Regions from separate parts of the Mus musculus genome. Here region 2 is linked to region 1. Evidence: chromatin loops called from intact Hi-C (ENCODE). Cell type or tissue: gastrocnemius. All regions are shown on one strand. Links, peaks and the distances in the headings refer to the core of each region. The heading gives the core; the rest is flanking DNA.

Region 1 (7,658 bases), core at 2,386-6,385:
ACAATGACAACTATCGACATTCCTCCACATTTTCTGCTACCTGGCTCTGCCTTGAGTTCCTGCCCTGACTTCCCTCAGTGGTGAGCTGTTGTCTGGAAGCAGAAGCTGAGATAAGCTTGCTTTTGGTACTCAATGTCTGTCAGAGCAACAGAAAGAAAAGCTGAACAGGTGGATAACAGGCCTGGTTTCCTGCCCTCCAGGAGGGAGCTGGAAGGACAGGTGACAAACTCAAATCCAGTAGTGACGGCGAGACAAATGTCAAATGGTAGGAAAATCAACAGTGAGGCAGTGTTGAAGAAATGTAGGAGTTGCCCAGAGGATATTTGAACAAAGAACTGGAGAAGTTGTTGGCTTTGGATAGCTTTCGTGGGACACGGGTGGTAGAGGAAGACCTTGTAGCTTGAAGGGTTATCATCCAGCTGTGACAGGACAGGGGTAGCCCTGACGCCGGTTTATTCTAACTGTGAAGGTGACAGATGTGCTCTAATTGCATGTCTTACCTCCTTTTGTTTTAGCTGCATATCAACACATGACCAAAAGAATAGAACTCCTGACGTGATGTCACGAGCCTCCACTTTGATACGTGCGTGGGCTTCTGTAAGCACTGATTGAGTCCTAATATTTAGTGCCTGTCATGAGTCTCGACATGGCATGTGAGGGCACAGAGACACCAGGCACATCATGATGGCCTCCTTATATTCCAGTCTTTGCATTTTCCTTAGAGATTCCCACTGCCCAATAGTATCCAGATTGTGCTCATCCCGTTCCACATGCTGGGGCTGATAGGTAGGGTTTCCCCGTGGCCTCTGCTTCTGCCTCACCTCCCAGCCTCCACCAGCTCCTTCTGTTCCCTCTTTCCTGCCATACAAGTACATCACAGGGCTGTCATTCTGGCTACCTTGTTACCTCCTAGCCACCTTGGACAGAAGGTCCTGTAGTCTCTAGACAAACTCTCCAGTTGTTATGCCTTCACCTTCTTAAGCACTCTGGGTAGACTTGAAGCATCCTCAGGTCACACCAGGCCCCTCCCTCTGCACCCTGCATCTCTCTGGGCCCTAGGTACACTTCTGGTCTCCTTGTTCATCTTTAAGAGCCCTTGATGAATGTCTTGATTTTTGTGGGAGGAAGGTCGTGGCCAAGCTCCCAGATCCCACTGGGGCTGTGTGATGGGCTGAACTATGTCTCCTCAAAATTTATACACAAAGCCCTAATCTCCAGTACCACTGATGGGGTCTTTAAGAGAAGCAATCAAAGTAAAATGAGAAGTAAGTCCTGTGGGTGAGCTCTCAATCTTAAATGACCAGTGGGCTCTCTCCCCCTCTCCCCTCCCCAGTCTTCTCCTCCCTTTCCAGCTTTCCCTCTGCCTACGCCTTCTGCTCCCCTTTTCTCCGGAGACAGGGTCTCTCTATCCATGGCTGCTGTGTAACACACTATGTAGCCCATGCTGGCCTCCAACCTACTCCTGCTTGAGCCTCCCAAGTGGTCTGTGTCTTTGTATAAGATACAAAAGCACAGGCATGCAGAGGAAGGATCATGAGGAGACACGAGAAGAGCCATGGAGAAAGGTGTCAGTAGGAACTAAACACTTTGATCTTGGTTTCCTAGGCTCAGGATTTGCAAGGGAACCAGCTGCTATTGTTTAAGCCGGTGTGTGAGAGAGTGTTTTAACTGCTCTGGATTCCCGTGTAGTGTGAGTGTGTGCATGTGTGATATTTAACTTTCAGGGTTTGCTTTAAGGGAGAAATGACACCATTTGTGACAACACAGCTGTGTAGGTAGTGAGGTTTCTCGCACCTCATATGCTAGGCAGGTACTCCCTCACTGAGCTAACTCTCAGAGCAATACTTATTTTTTTATAAAGATTTATTTATTTTTTATTATATGTAAGTACACTGTAGCTGTCTTTAGACACTCCAGAAGACGGAGTCAGATCTCATTATGGATGGTTGTGAGCCACCATGTGGTTGCTGGGATTTGAACTTCAGACCTTCAGAAGAGCAGTCGGGTGCTCTTACCCACTGAGCCATCTCACCAGCCCTGTTTGGTTTTTTTTTGTTTTTTTGTTTTTTTGTTTTTTTGTTTTTATACCTTTCTCAATTACTGATGTTTCAAGCTGGTAAAGAGTTTATACGTGGTTACTGGAGTTGTGAGTAAATGGCCTGATTAGCTGTTTGTTCTGTATATGATAAACTCCCGTTTCTCTAATGTGTCTAGCAATGAGTCTATTCTGGCCAATTCAAAGGCCAAAAAAATCTTATATTAGCACATGTCAAGGTGCAACTACTGGTGGAGATAGGAGCTGATGAGTAACTAGAGTTCATAAGGACTTAACTAGCTGAACTGATTCCCTCCACCAACAGCACCACACTTACAGCCCCACTGAAAGTCATTCTGTGTGTGTGTAGGTGCATATGTGTGTGTGTTTGTATTCCTCTGTGTGTGTGTGTGTGTGTGTGTGTTTGTGTGTGTGTGTAGGTGCACATGTGTGTGAAAAACAAGGTCAGTCTCAGCTGTTATTCCCCAGGAGCCATGCACCTCTCTTTTTAAGACAGGCACTCTCATTGAGACCCGGACCTTGATGGCTAGGCTAAGCTGGCTGCCCAGAGAGCTACCTGTTCTCACCTCCCCAGTGCTGAGGTGACAAATGCACAATACCATGCTCATGTGGCTGCTGGGGACTGGACTCATGTCCTTATGCCTGAGCTGTAAGCACTTTGCTGACTGAGTCATCCTCACAGCTCTGAAACCCTGTTTTATATAAAATTATCTTCCATTTGATTTGGTGGCACCTGCCAGAAAATTCCATATAATCTTTAACACTTCATACTTATAGAGCTTGAACTTAGTCAGGCATACAAAAAAGCCTGTGGGGCAGCAAAACACACACACCAACACACACACCAGAGAGAGAAAGAGGTCTTATCTGTGTGTATTTTATTCTTCAGAAGTTAAATGAGTTTCTAACTGAACTTGTGTTGAGGACTCCTTTGAAATTCATCCAGGTGGGGAGCTTCGTGGAGACTTACAACACATCTTTGGGTCACCAGCTTCACCCTTAGACTGTCATGAGGTCTGACACTAACAGCCACAATGTCAGAGTCTTCCTGGATGGAGCTAAAAGTATGCCAAGGACCACATGCTTGCAACTCCTTTCAGCTACACCCATCCTCTTTACAGTTTATTAAAATCATTCCACGGGGCCAGAGAACTAGCTCGGTTAAGGCTGGAGAGTTGGCTCAGTGCTTGACATCTGGGGAGCTGGCTCAGTGGTGAAAAGCACTGGCTGACCTTACAAAGGAGAGGATTCAAGCTCAGTTCCCAGCAGGCTTGCCATCATCTGCAACTTCGGTTCTAGAGGATCCAGTGCCTTCCTCTGCCCTTTTCTGACATACAAATACACGCAGGCAAAGTAGCTATACACATAACATTAAATGAATCTCTTTAAAGCAAACAAAAATGTTCCACAGAGACAATTTCAAGTCCTCTATAGTAAGTAAAGGAAGAAAACAAAACCCCCATTTGCCTAACTAGGTGTCAGAACCTGGCAAAACAGGGCATTTTCCAGAGGCAGCCTAGCACTCTATTGTGCCCCAAGATGGGTGTGGTTTTGTAAGCTGATTTCAGTCCTGGCCTGTGTGCAGAGCGGCTGCACTGGAACCGGAGACAAGGACAGCATTCCTCAAACCAGCCTACAGCGGGGAAAATACTTTCAACATGCAGAGACCTGTTAAATTATTCTTATTGAATTGTTTAAAATATTGCTGTGTGATATTTGTTGTATTTAGAATGGGAAGCATGAAAACTAAATGCACAATAAATAGCAAAGCATTTATTGCTACAGTGTAGCAAAATTAAAGGCCAGTTTCTAGATTCTCAGCAGCAGGTGCTCAGAAGTTAGCAGGCAACTCCCGTCCACTCATTAGTGAGGCTCTGCTGCCCTCATGTGGTGAAATTACTTCTCTGCCAGAACCTGTGATTGTCCTAGAGAGCATCTTTTGTCTTCCTCTCAGGCTGAACTCATCCCTCAAGCAAATTTTTCTGCCTCAGCTTTCTATGAAGTTATAGGGATGAGACACTAGACATTACATATATCTTAGAGAGAGTGTCTTTAAAAGTATTATTAGGGTGGTTGAGTGGATGGATGGAAGGATGAATGGAGACATGGATGGCTCCATGGATAAAACACTCTTCAAGCATGAGGGCCTGAGTTTGAAACCCCAGCTCACATAAAAAGCCAGGCATGGGCTGGAGAGATGGCTCAGTGGTTAGAGCACTCACTGCTCTTCCAAAGGTCCTGAGTTCAATTCCCAGCAGCCACATGGTGGCTAACAACCACCTGTAATGCAATCTGACATCCTTTTCTAGAGTGTCTGAAGACAGCTACAGTGTACTCACATATAATTAAAATAAATAAATCTTAAAAAAAAAAAAAAAGAAAAAAAATCCAGGCATGGCTGCATATGGCTGTACCTTCAGAACTGGGAGGAAGAGCCAGGCTAGACCAATGAGCTTCCAGTTTAGTGAGAGACTCGGTCTCAAAAGCAATTCAGCAGAGAATGATAGAGGAAGATATGCTATTCTGGTTAGTTTTGGTCAGCTTGACATAAACTTGGGTCCACTGGAAAGAGGGAATCTCAAATGAAGAACTGTCTCTATCAGATTTTCTGTGGGCATCTCTATGGGACAGCTTCTTGGGGCAGCCTATTATGGGTGGTGCTATCTCATGGTAGATGGTCCTGGGTTGTATAAGAAAGCAGGCTAAGCCACGATGAGCAAGACAGTGAGCAGCCTTTCCCCATGGCTTCTGTTTCAGTTCCTGGCCTGAGTTCTTGCTATATCTTTTTTCAAGAATGGGTGGTAATTTGAAAGCCAAATAAACCCTTTCCTCTCCAAGTTGCTTTCAGCCAATGTTTTATCACAGTAACAGAAAGCAAGCTAGGTCTCCTGCTGTGGCCTCCAGATGGTGAACCTCACACTCACACTCACACTCACACTCACAGGTGTGCTGCACACATACAAGAAGGTGAGGGAGGGAGAGGGAGCTCACTCAATCATGTGCACATTCATTTTTAAAAAAGGGTTTATTTTTATTTTCACTTATGTGTGTGTGTGTGGGTATGTGTACATGCTCTGTGGGTGTTTGCAGAGCTCACAGATCACCTGGAGCTGGAGTTACAGCTGATTGTGAGCCTCCCGATGTGGGTGCCAGGGCCTCAGGAAGAACAGGAAGTGCTCTTAACTCCTGAGCCACAGATGCATTCATTCTGTAAGTACTAAGATTGACTTATCTTTCCAAGCACCGGACCAAGCAAGGGGTGGAAGTGACATTTGATGTAAGGGTGTGAAAGATGCATTGCTACTGAGTAGGCAAAGGCTCCAGTGTGACCTTCTCAGCTCACTTATAGCCCGGAGAACACGGGGTGGTCACTGGGCAGTGTGTGATGAAGGACTTCCTGAGTGTGCATCTTCGTCTAGAGAGACACGTGTGTGTCTGGCTAACCAGATTTACCCCAATCTACTGGACTGAGAGAAGGAATAAGTGCAATACATACAAACTTTGGATGAGCTATGTCCATCTAAAGATGGTGTCTACGGAAAATCTTAGGCTGAGACAGCAGAAGAGAGTAGATAGAACCTTTCCTGGCTCACTGAAAACCAAAATAGAATGTTTTAGCACACTCCACGCCTATGTGTATCTTCTATTTTCATATGTGTGTGCCCGTAAGTGTGTGTGCATGTGTGCATTTGAATACATGTGTGCTCCTGCACATGGAGACCACGTGTCAGTCTCCACCTTACTTACTGAGACAGGGTTGCTCACCGAGCTGTCTGGTTTGTCTAGACTGGCTGGCTAGCAAGCTCCAGGGATCCTCCTGTCCCCACTTCCCCACTTCTGGGGTTATAGTTACTGACACCAGGTGGTGACACCTGGCTTTCTACATGTATACAGAGGATCAGCACAAAGGTCCCCAGGCTCACATAGTAAGGACTTTCCCAGCTCAGTCACTTCCCCAGCCCCTGGTTGCACAGTATTCTACTCGACAAACGTAGTTTGCCTGGTTCGATTTGTTCAGGCTGTTGTACCAAATAACACCACAGGCCAGGTGATTGAAACAACAATTTATTTCAACTACTGGGAGGTGGGAGAGTTGATTTGGTGTCTGGTGGAAGCCACCTTCTTCACAGATGACTGTCATCCAGTGTCCTCCCACAGAACCTCTGGGGTCTCTGTTTTAGGGTACCAATCTCACTCGTGAAGGTATTCATCTCTCAAAAGCTCCATCGCCTTCTCATCTTGGCGAGAGCTGGGATTTCAACAGGTGATGGGGGTAGGGAGTAGGAACCTTAGGTCCATATTTTCTTTGGATTTGACTGTCTCTGTATTACAAGCTACGGTTATCTTAGGACCTACGTTCTCTCCCTGAATCTGTGTTATAGAATTTATATCACAGTGTGTGTATTATGTTACTGCTTTTGTTACATATTCCAAGTTGCTTTCCAAACAGTCCCAACTGTTTGGTTCCAGCATGCTGCTATATTTGGGGTGAGCACTGCTGGGGAGCCTCGAAGACTCACGAACCAAGCCTGAAACAGCACCGTGCAAGCTGTCACGACTTCGTTACCTCTTACTCATCCCTTGACTCAGCCTGGCCTGGCTTCTTCCCAAACCACTTCACCGAAACTGTTCCTGTCAAGGGCCTGTAGCTGATGCTAGGCCTAAGCCTGTCTTTGTGTCTGCCTCCCCCCTCTTCCTTCTGCCCCCCTCCCCCATCTGTCTTTTCAGAAGTTCAACAGTCTGAGACTCCTCCACAGTGTGCCTCTCGGGTTCCTTACCACCACCATTCTCTGGAATCCTTCCCTCTCCACTGTGTCCTCTCTAGCCTGCCTGTCTCCTGGCGATCCATCCTAGGACCAGGGTCTGCTCCATCTGCCCATCTTTCTTGATCTATCTCAGACAGCTCTGCTACCAAATGTTCACGCCTATAACTCAACCTCTGCTTCAGCTTTCTTCCTGGCCTACATCCAACTCCTCACGGGATAGACCACTCCGGTCAGAGGTCCCAAGCCCATCCTTACCTTAACAGCATGGAGCACAAAATTCTTTATCCTTCTCCACCTCCGTACGTACCTACATTGCACATTTCAGTAAATGTTCATCAAAAAACCCTAATGATCTAGCCAGAAATCTGGGCATCGTCTCCTATTTTCTCCTCCTCCACATTTAAACAATTCCCTAATCTTTATTATTTTTGAGACAGTGTCTCATGTAGCCTAGGTTGGCTTTCAAGTATATTTTTTAAGATTTATTTATTTATTTATTTATTTTTATGTATGTGAGTATACTGTCGCTCTCTTCAGACACACCAGAAGAGGGAATGGGATAACATTACAGATGGTTATGAGCCACCTTGATGTGGTTGCTGGGAATTGAACTCAGGATCTCTGGAAGAGCTGCCAGTGCTCTTACCTACTGAGCCACCTCTCTGGCACCACACACAATTTTTGTTTCTTTGTTTGTTTTTAAAAAATGGAACTACCATACAATCAACTATTCCATCCCTGGGTGTGTACCTGAAGTCAGCATGCCACAGACAGACTTACACACACATATTGATTGCTTTGTAATCACAATAGCTAAGACATGGAGCTGGCCTAGA
Region 2 (7,658 bases), core at 2,181-6,180, 490 kb before region 1:
GGGCAGAGGGTGGCACATCTGCAGTGTAGAGCTGCACCTGTCCCTTTGGGAGATGTGAGGAGGGACAGGTCTCACAACAGCTAGTTCTGCCCAGCTGACCTCTAACTGCGTGAACGGGAGGAGGGTAATGGGCTCCATGAGCCGTGCTCTCTTCGGCATTAGCTGTCTGCTCCCCCTGATTCTCCATGACTGCCACTCTTTGACAGCCCTCCTGGCTGGTCCTTATTTCTACCAATGTCCTCGTGTTGGTCTGTGCAGGTGTGGTTTCTGAGCCCCAGGGTCACTTGGGGAACTTAGGGTTGTGCCCAGGAGCCCTGGGAAGCCGTTGCAATTGTAATTTTCCTTCCTTTCCTTTTTATGGGAGTGGGGGTTAGGGTCAACTGACCTTATACTTGCTATGTAGCCGATGATGACCATGAACTACCTTTTAAAATATAAATATATTTACTTATTTAATTTTTAAGATTAAAATTGCATTGCCCCCTCCTTCCTCTACTCCCTTCTCTGACCCCACCTTGCTCTCTTTTGATGTAACGAACTCCCTTTCTTTACATGTTATTGTTGAACTGGTATTTTTGGTTGGTTGGTTGTTTTTTTTTTTTTTTGGTTTTTCAAGACAAGGTTTCTCTATGTAGCCCTGGCTGTCCTGGAACTCACTCTGTAGACCAGGCTGGCCTCGAACTCAGAAATCCGCCTGCCTCTGTCTCCCGAGTGCTGGGATGAAAGGCGTGCGCCACCACGCCCGGCTGTTGAACTGTTTTTTAAACATTAGTTTGTTTGTTTTTTAAAGATATATTTATGAATGTTTACACTGTCTTCAGACACACCAGAAGAGAGCATCAAGTCCCACTGCAGAAGGTTGTGAGCCACCATGTGGTTGCTGGGAATTGAGCTCAGAACCTTTGGAAGAGCAGTCAGTGCTCTTAACCGCTGAGCCATCTCTCCAGCTCCCTAAACATTAGTTTTTATTGCAGGGTGTAAGTGCTCACACGTGTGTGTGCATGTAGTGGGCAGAGGTTGACATCACATGTCTTCCTCAGTCACTCTCCACCAGAACAGTGTTTGAGACCGGGCCTCTCACTGATCCTGGAGCTGGCTGATGTGGTTAGACTGCCTGGCTAGCAAGCCCCAGGCTAGCAAGTGCCAGGAGTCTCCCATCTCTGAAGCCCAGCTGTGGGTTTACCTGTGTGCACCACCATGAGCAGCTGCTCTCTATAGGAACTGAACCCAGCCTTCATGCTTGTGAGGCAAACACCTGAGGCATTTTCCTAGCCCTACCTAGCCCTAGCCCTCGAATTCCCGACCCTTCTGTCTCCACTTCACAAGAGGGTGACATCTACACTCTTGATTTCTATGGTTCTGGGGTTGAACTCAAGGGTTTGTGTATGCCAGACAAGCGTTCCCCCACCAGAGCTGTACACCAAGCCCTCGACTTGCTTTTAAACTTAGGTGAAGAAAAAAAATGGGCACAGTGGTACATGACTTTAACCCCAGCACTTGGGAGTAGAGGCAGGTACATCTGTGGGCTCTAGGCCAGTGTGGTGTTTACATAGTGAATTCCAGGATAGCCAGGACTACAAAGAAACTGACTCAAAAACAAAACAAAAACAAAACAAAATATAGTGAATTCCAAGACAGCTAGGACTACAAAAAAACCTGATTCAGAAAGAAAGGGAGAGAGAGAGAGATGAGAGAGAGAGAGAGAGAGAGAGAGAGATGAGAGAGAGATGAGAGAGAGATGAGAGAGAGATGAGAGAGAGAAAGAGGAGAGGGTAGAGGATAGAGGGGTGAGGAGAGAGGAGAGAGAGAAAGAAAAGGAGACAGGAGGCTGGAGAGATGGTGTGCGTACTGCCTAGGACCCGCTTTGGGCAGGTCATAGGCACTTGTATCTCCAGCTCCAGGGCATCTGATACCCTCTTCTAACTTCTGCAAGCACCTTCCCACATGTGTGTACACACACACACATTTTTAAACAATAAAATAAATGTTTTTTAAAAAGAAAATAAATAGCTGGGCGTGGTGGCACACGCCTTTAATCCCAACACTTGAGAGGCAGAGGCAGGCAGATTTCTGAGTTCGAGGCCAGCCTGGTCTACAAAGTGAGGTCCAGGACAGCCAGGGCTACAGAGAAACCCTGTCTTGAAAAACCAAAAAAAACAAAAAACAAAAAACAACAACAAAACAAAACAAAACAAACAAACAACAAAAAAACAAAAAACAAACAAACAAACAAAAAACCATAGTTCAGCCTGGGTTATTTCTGTTCCTCTTCAGACTTTTTTCTTTCCAAATGAAGGATGACCTCGGTGCTGTGGGACCCACTCGTGACCCCGTGAACGTGCCCCACCAGGTGGCCTTCACTATGCTCTCGACCTCGCTCTCACTTCTGTCTTCCTCTGCACTCCAGGTTCTGGATCATCCAGCTGTTCACCTGACTGTGACCCCCTCACCTCCAGACCTGTTTCCACCACGGCTTCCTTAGCAGCCCGTGGTGACACTCTTTATGCCAGCTTGCCATCCTTTTACATCCAATGGCGCCCATCAGCAAACCATCTCATTCTACTCCAGAAACCCCTAGAACGTGGCCAGCCCTCCTGCCTCCTGGCTCTGGTCCTGTCATCTTTTGCTGGAGTCTGCATCAGCCTCCCTACCTCAGTCTCACCCCCACCGCCTGTCCTCAGCTTGCAGTATGAGGAACACTTTCCCTCGGATGACAGAGCGGCGGTCCCTGCTCAGAACATCACATCTTCTCATGGCATTTGGAGGGCAGTGGTCCTTCTCGCCTTGCTGACCGCATCCGCTGCCCCTCACTCTGCTCCCGCTTTCCGTGCTACCACGGGGCTGTTCTCTCTGCCCTTGAGTGACCGACTCCCCCAGATACCTACACGTGCTCCCCAACCTCCCTGTGTGGAACTCAACTGAGCAAACTGTGTTCACTCCATCTGAATTTCACTCTTGAGTGCGGATTTCTTTCTGGGAAAGAAGCCAGAAAACAAAACAGAACACTGCCAGGGGTGGCCTGAGTTGAGTGGGGCTTCTCAGCTTGGCCCCCTGCTCTGTCTCCAGAGCATGGAGTGAGGCAGAAACAGCCACAGCAGCTAGCTGGGTGGTGGACCATTCACATTACTCCCTAGGCAACTCTGGGCAGGTCACTACTCAGGCCTCACCTCACACAGTCTCAGCTTTCCCTCTGAGACAGAGGCAGGGGTTAAGCCTTCGAGGTGTGCGGTGGGTCTGCTTGCGTGTGCACAGGGCTCAACCCTTCCATGGTTTCTGCTTCATCCCCAAAGGCTGGGTGGGCCTTTGTGCTGCCTTCCTTGCCCACTGACCTAGCCATGCTGGGCACTATATAACCTACTACAAGTGACACGCTCAGTACAATAGGATTTTTTTTTTTTTGAGGGCATCTTGGGCTAGGAAGAAAGTTCACCTAAGAGATAACCAGGTGGTGGTGGTGGCGCATGCCTTTATTCCCAGCACTGGGGAGACAGAGGCAGGAGGATCCCTGAGTTTGAGACCATCCTGGTCTACAGAGTGAGTTCTGGGACAGCCAAGGCTATACAGAAACCCTGTCTCAAAAACTAGAAAACTAAACAAAACAGAGATACTCATGGGGGGGGGGGAGGGATGGTTAACGGGGGAGGGGCTTCCTGACACTTGACACATCTTTGAAGAATTACTACCCAGGGCCATCTCCAGAAACGGCTCCCTGGCCACTCTGTCCATCTGCTTCCCTCAGCATGGCCGCACTTCCTGACTTCTCCCATGCTTGGTTACTACTGTGTTCAACTGCTTATGAATCTGCCGCCCAGGCTGGGGGCTGGGGAAAGGGATGGACCCCCATCCCATGCAGAATGAAGAAACACATGGTTGAAAGGAGGTAGCTGGTGCCCTTTCCCTCAGAGGGGCAGAGGTGTCAGGAGATTCAAGGCTTAGGCTGGGGCCCCAGGGTGGGACAGACCACCAGGATGTGGGGCTAACCCTCAGTTACCACAGTTCTTAGGAGAATCCCTGAGAACTGCTTCTGGGCCTTGACCCGTGATGTTCTATGCCTGGAAGGGTGCAATTACCGAAACAGCCTGATGGTGTCCCTTTGCCAAGCCTGCCTTTTTCCCCTCTTCTCCTTTATGCCTGTTTGTTTAACCCAGCATCTCCTGAGGTGTATAGGTGAGTGGCCAGAGCCTACAGCTCAACCAGCACTTCTGAGATATGAACAGTAGGGGGCAGCAAAGCCCTACTCCCAGCTGCCCCGTTTACACAAGCCCTAATTGTTCTCTAAGACCCGACTTGTTTAGGACAGTAGCTATCTCTCAAAGCCTCACCTCTTTTTCTCTGTCTGGAAGTCAAGGTAATGCTGGCCTATGTGGTTTTGTCTAGTTAAAAAAGAGCCCAGCACGGAGCCCTCTAAATCCTGCCCTCACCCTTACCACACCCATTGCTGCTTGCACTCCTTTAGAGCTGAGTCTCTAGGCAAGGGAGGGATGCAAGTTCAGGCTCCACCAGCAAGCCCAAGACAACTTCACTGTGGGGCAGCCAATCAGGGAGCCACCCTTTAGGTTCATGGGTGTGGGTGTGTGGTCTCAGTATCCTCTGTGTGAAACTCTGTGAGACACACAGGCGTCTCTTTATTTTTTCCCACAGCACAGAGCCTAGCACGCTGAGGTACCACGCCAATGCTTGAGTCTGGTCTCTTGCCAGTCTGCTCTGCGTGTGTGTGTGTGTGTGTGGTGTGTATATGTATGTGTGTGTGTTTGCACGAGTGCTTTTTTTTTTTTTCTTTTGATAGTCTTTCACTGACCTGGAGCTAGGCTAGCTAGTGAAAAAGACCAAGGATTTGTCTTCATTTCCTGAATGCTAGGATTACATCCTAGCATTTCCTGAATGCTACACCTGTCGTCCCCCCCCATTCCCCCCCTCCCGGTTTTGGACTCCCTGGAGCTCACCTGGCGGCTAGGGTCTTCCTCTCGGAAGATGAAGGGGCTGTGGAACTGCCTCTGCAAGGCGGCGTTGACTGTGATCTTCAGAGACCTGTACTTGAGCTGTAAGACCAGGGCCTTCTTCAGAGCCGGCTCTGGGAGCCTCTGTTCCCTCTCAGGCAGCCCCAGGTTGGAGACTCCCCCCACAGCCACCTCCTCCCTTCCTTCCAGTCCTGCTGAGGGTCTAACTTACTGCTTTCAGAGATGTCAGCCACAGGTTTCCCACCAGGTAGAAGCTGGTCTCCTGGCTGGGGGCCAGCCTCAGGTTGCAGATGATGGAGACCACGTCGGAGTTGCTGTGATTCTGGAAGAGAGTTGTCGGGATGGGCGGGGGCTGGAGGCCAGTGGCCTAGAATGTGAGCTTGGGCCATCAGACAGGCCTGAGGCTGGACCAACTGGGAAAGGGAAGCCGACCCGAGGCTGGACCATCTGGGAAGCAGATGGCTGGGACAAGGATAGAGGTATGTGGGGACACGAGGGACACCGAGAATACAAAGCAAGGAGGCCAGATTTGAAGTTGTGTATAACGACCAGTGTCCCAGGATCAGAACCTCCACTCAACACTGAGGACTTGGAAATCACCATATAAACAAGCTAAACGATAACTAAATGACAGTGCAGTAAGTCACAATAGATAGAGAAAAGTATTGCAGGCAATCAAACTTCCGGAGAGTGTCCCAATCAATCAATCAATCAATCATGTGTACACACATGCACATACCCAGAGCAAGTGTCATATTCAGGATCAAGACAATTCCAACCTCTCTCTCTCACACACACACACACACCTGCCATCAATTCTGTTTCTACTGCCCTGGTGGCCAGAGCCAGGGTAACATGTCAGGAAAAACAACTTGTTTTGGAGTGTTTGGAAAAAGTGGCAGAGACAGATGGAAAAGTGCATAAATCTTCATCTTGGAGCATCTGAACTTTATTAAGGTAAAATTATTTTTGAGGTAGTCTTGTGCCCTCCCAACTCTACCCAAATCATGGGTGAAGTGCAGCAGGTTTCAAAATACTGTGTGGGGCTGCCAGGATTGCTCAGTGGGCAAAGGTACTTGTAACCCGGATGCCACCAAGTCTGATGACCTGAGTTTGAACCCTGAGAACTCAGATGATGGAAGAAGTAACTCCTGCAAGTTGACCTCTGACCTCCACATGGCTGCCATAGCACCTGCACACACACACACACACACACACACACACACACACACAAGAATGCATGTGAAAAAATTTTAAGTGCTTCATGTTTGTTTGGAGAAATGAGAGCTGACTCACTGAACAAAGCTGCTGGGCACACGTAGGAATTCAAAACGTTTCTTTTTCTCTCCCTCCCCCTCCCCCATGCACAGGCTATGCCTGTTTTGTCCAGCTGATCCTCCTGGCTGAGCCTACCCAGTACATACTGTTTATGTGGTGTTAGGGATCGGACCCAGGACTCCATGTATCACATTTCGCTTAATAAATTATTTTTTAAGTGTTTTTTTTTATACTGGGCAGTGGTGGTGCACACTTTTTAATACCAGCACTCTGAAGGCAGAGGCAGGCAGATCTCTGTGAGTTCGAGGCCAGCCTGGTCTATAGAGTGAGTTCCAGGACAGCTTGAGCTATCCAGTGAGACCCTGTCTCAAAAAATGTTTTTCACTAAGCATATATTATCTATACATTACATTGGGTCTCATTGTGACCTGTACATGCATGTGTATATTATATTTGGGTCATATTCATTACCCTCTCCTGCCCTCTTTTTAGTTTTTTTTTTTAAAGATTTATTTATTTATTTTATGTACACGAGTACAATTATAGCTGTCTTCAGACACACCAGAAGAGGGCATCAGATCCCATTACAGATGGTTGTGAGTCACCATGTGGTTGCTGGGAATTGAACTCAGGACCTCTGGAAGAGCAGTCGGAGCTCTTAATCACCGAGCCATCTCTCCAGCCTCCTCTCTTCTTGCCCTCTTTTTTTTTTTTTTTTTTTTTTTTTTTTTTTTTTTTTTTTTTTTCCAAGACAGGGTTTCTCTGTATAGCCCTGGCTGTCCTGGAACTTACTTTGTAGACCAGGCTGGCCTCGAACTCAGAAATCCGCCTACCTCTGCCTCCCAAGTGCTGGGATTAAAGGTGTGAGCCACCACCGCCCGGCTCCTCTCTTGCCCTCTTAAGACTCCTGTTAACCCCTCTTTCCAACTCCAGATCAATAAGCTATTTTTAAGTTACATTTTAAAAATGTTTGTATGTGTGAGAGAGACAAACCAAGACAGAGAAAGAGACAGAGACAGAGACAGAGATAGACACACATGCACACCCCCACTCCCCCTGAGAGAGAGAGAGAGAGAGAGAGAGAGAGAGAGAGAACCAGGGATGGAACTCAAGTGGCCATCTTGGTGGCACAGTCCTTTACACCATGGACCATCTCACTGATGGCCACTCCTTAATCAACTCTTATTGATAGACACTTGGCCAAGAGAGAGGCCCCTGGAATGGGGAGGCACTCTAACCACATCCCTTGGCTCTTGGCTTAGAGACACTCACCCTCTGTGGGGCATGGCTCAGATCTTCCTCAGTTGGGGTACTCCTGTACTCTGTGCTGTTCCCCCAGATGTTACAGGATGTGTTGCCCTGCATGGGAGGCACACACATATGCACAATTCTGAGTCTCACTCGCAGCTCCCCCTTTCTTCC

Evidence for each region. Peaks named below come from ENCODE experiments on the same cell type or tissue, not always from the same donor. Only the 100,000 strongest peaks of a DNase experiment are listed, where the experiment ranks them.
Region 2: it touches region 1 in a loop (5-fold over the local background); 20 of 42 quality-filtered maps call a loop at or near these places.

The regions. Positions count from the first base shown.
Region 1 is chr9:62,283,433-62,291,090 of GRCm38, reverse strand. No RefSeq gene overlaps it. Among named protein-coding and RNA genes, the nearest start is that of Spesp1, 5.1 kb to the right of the region's middle. In gastrocnemius, for the core only: a CTCF peak has its summit at 3,943 (motif pointing left); a DNase peak (open chromatin) is centred at 3,938; H3K27ac peaks cover 589 bases.
Region 2 is chr9:62,774,235-62,781,892 of GRCm38, reverse strand. It overlaps Itga11 (integrin alpha 11), which reads right to left. Exons shown (of 30, transcript NM_176922.5): 26 at 7,509-7,595; 27 at 5,170-5,280; 28 at 4,944-5,039. Among named protein-coding and RNA genes, the nearest start is that of Fem1b, 34 kb to the left of the region's middle. In gastrocnemius, for the core only: a CTCF peak has its summit at 4,218 (motif pointing right); DNase peaks (open chromatin) are centred at 2,950, 4,212 and 5,237.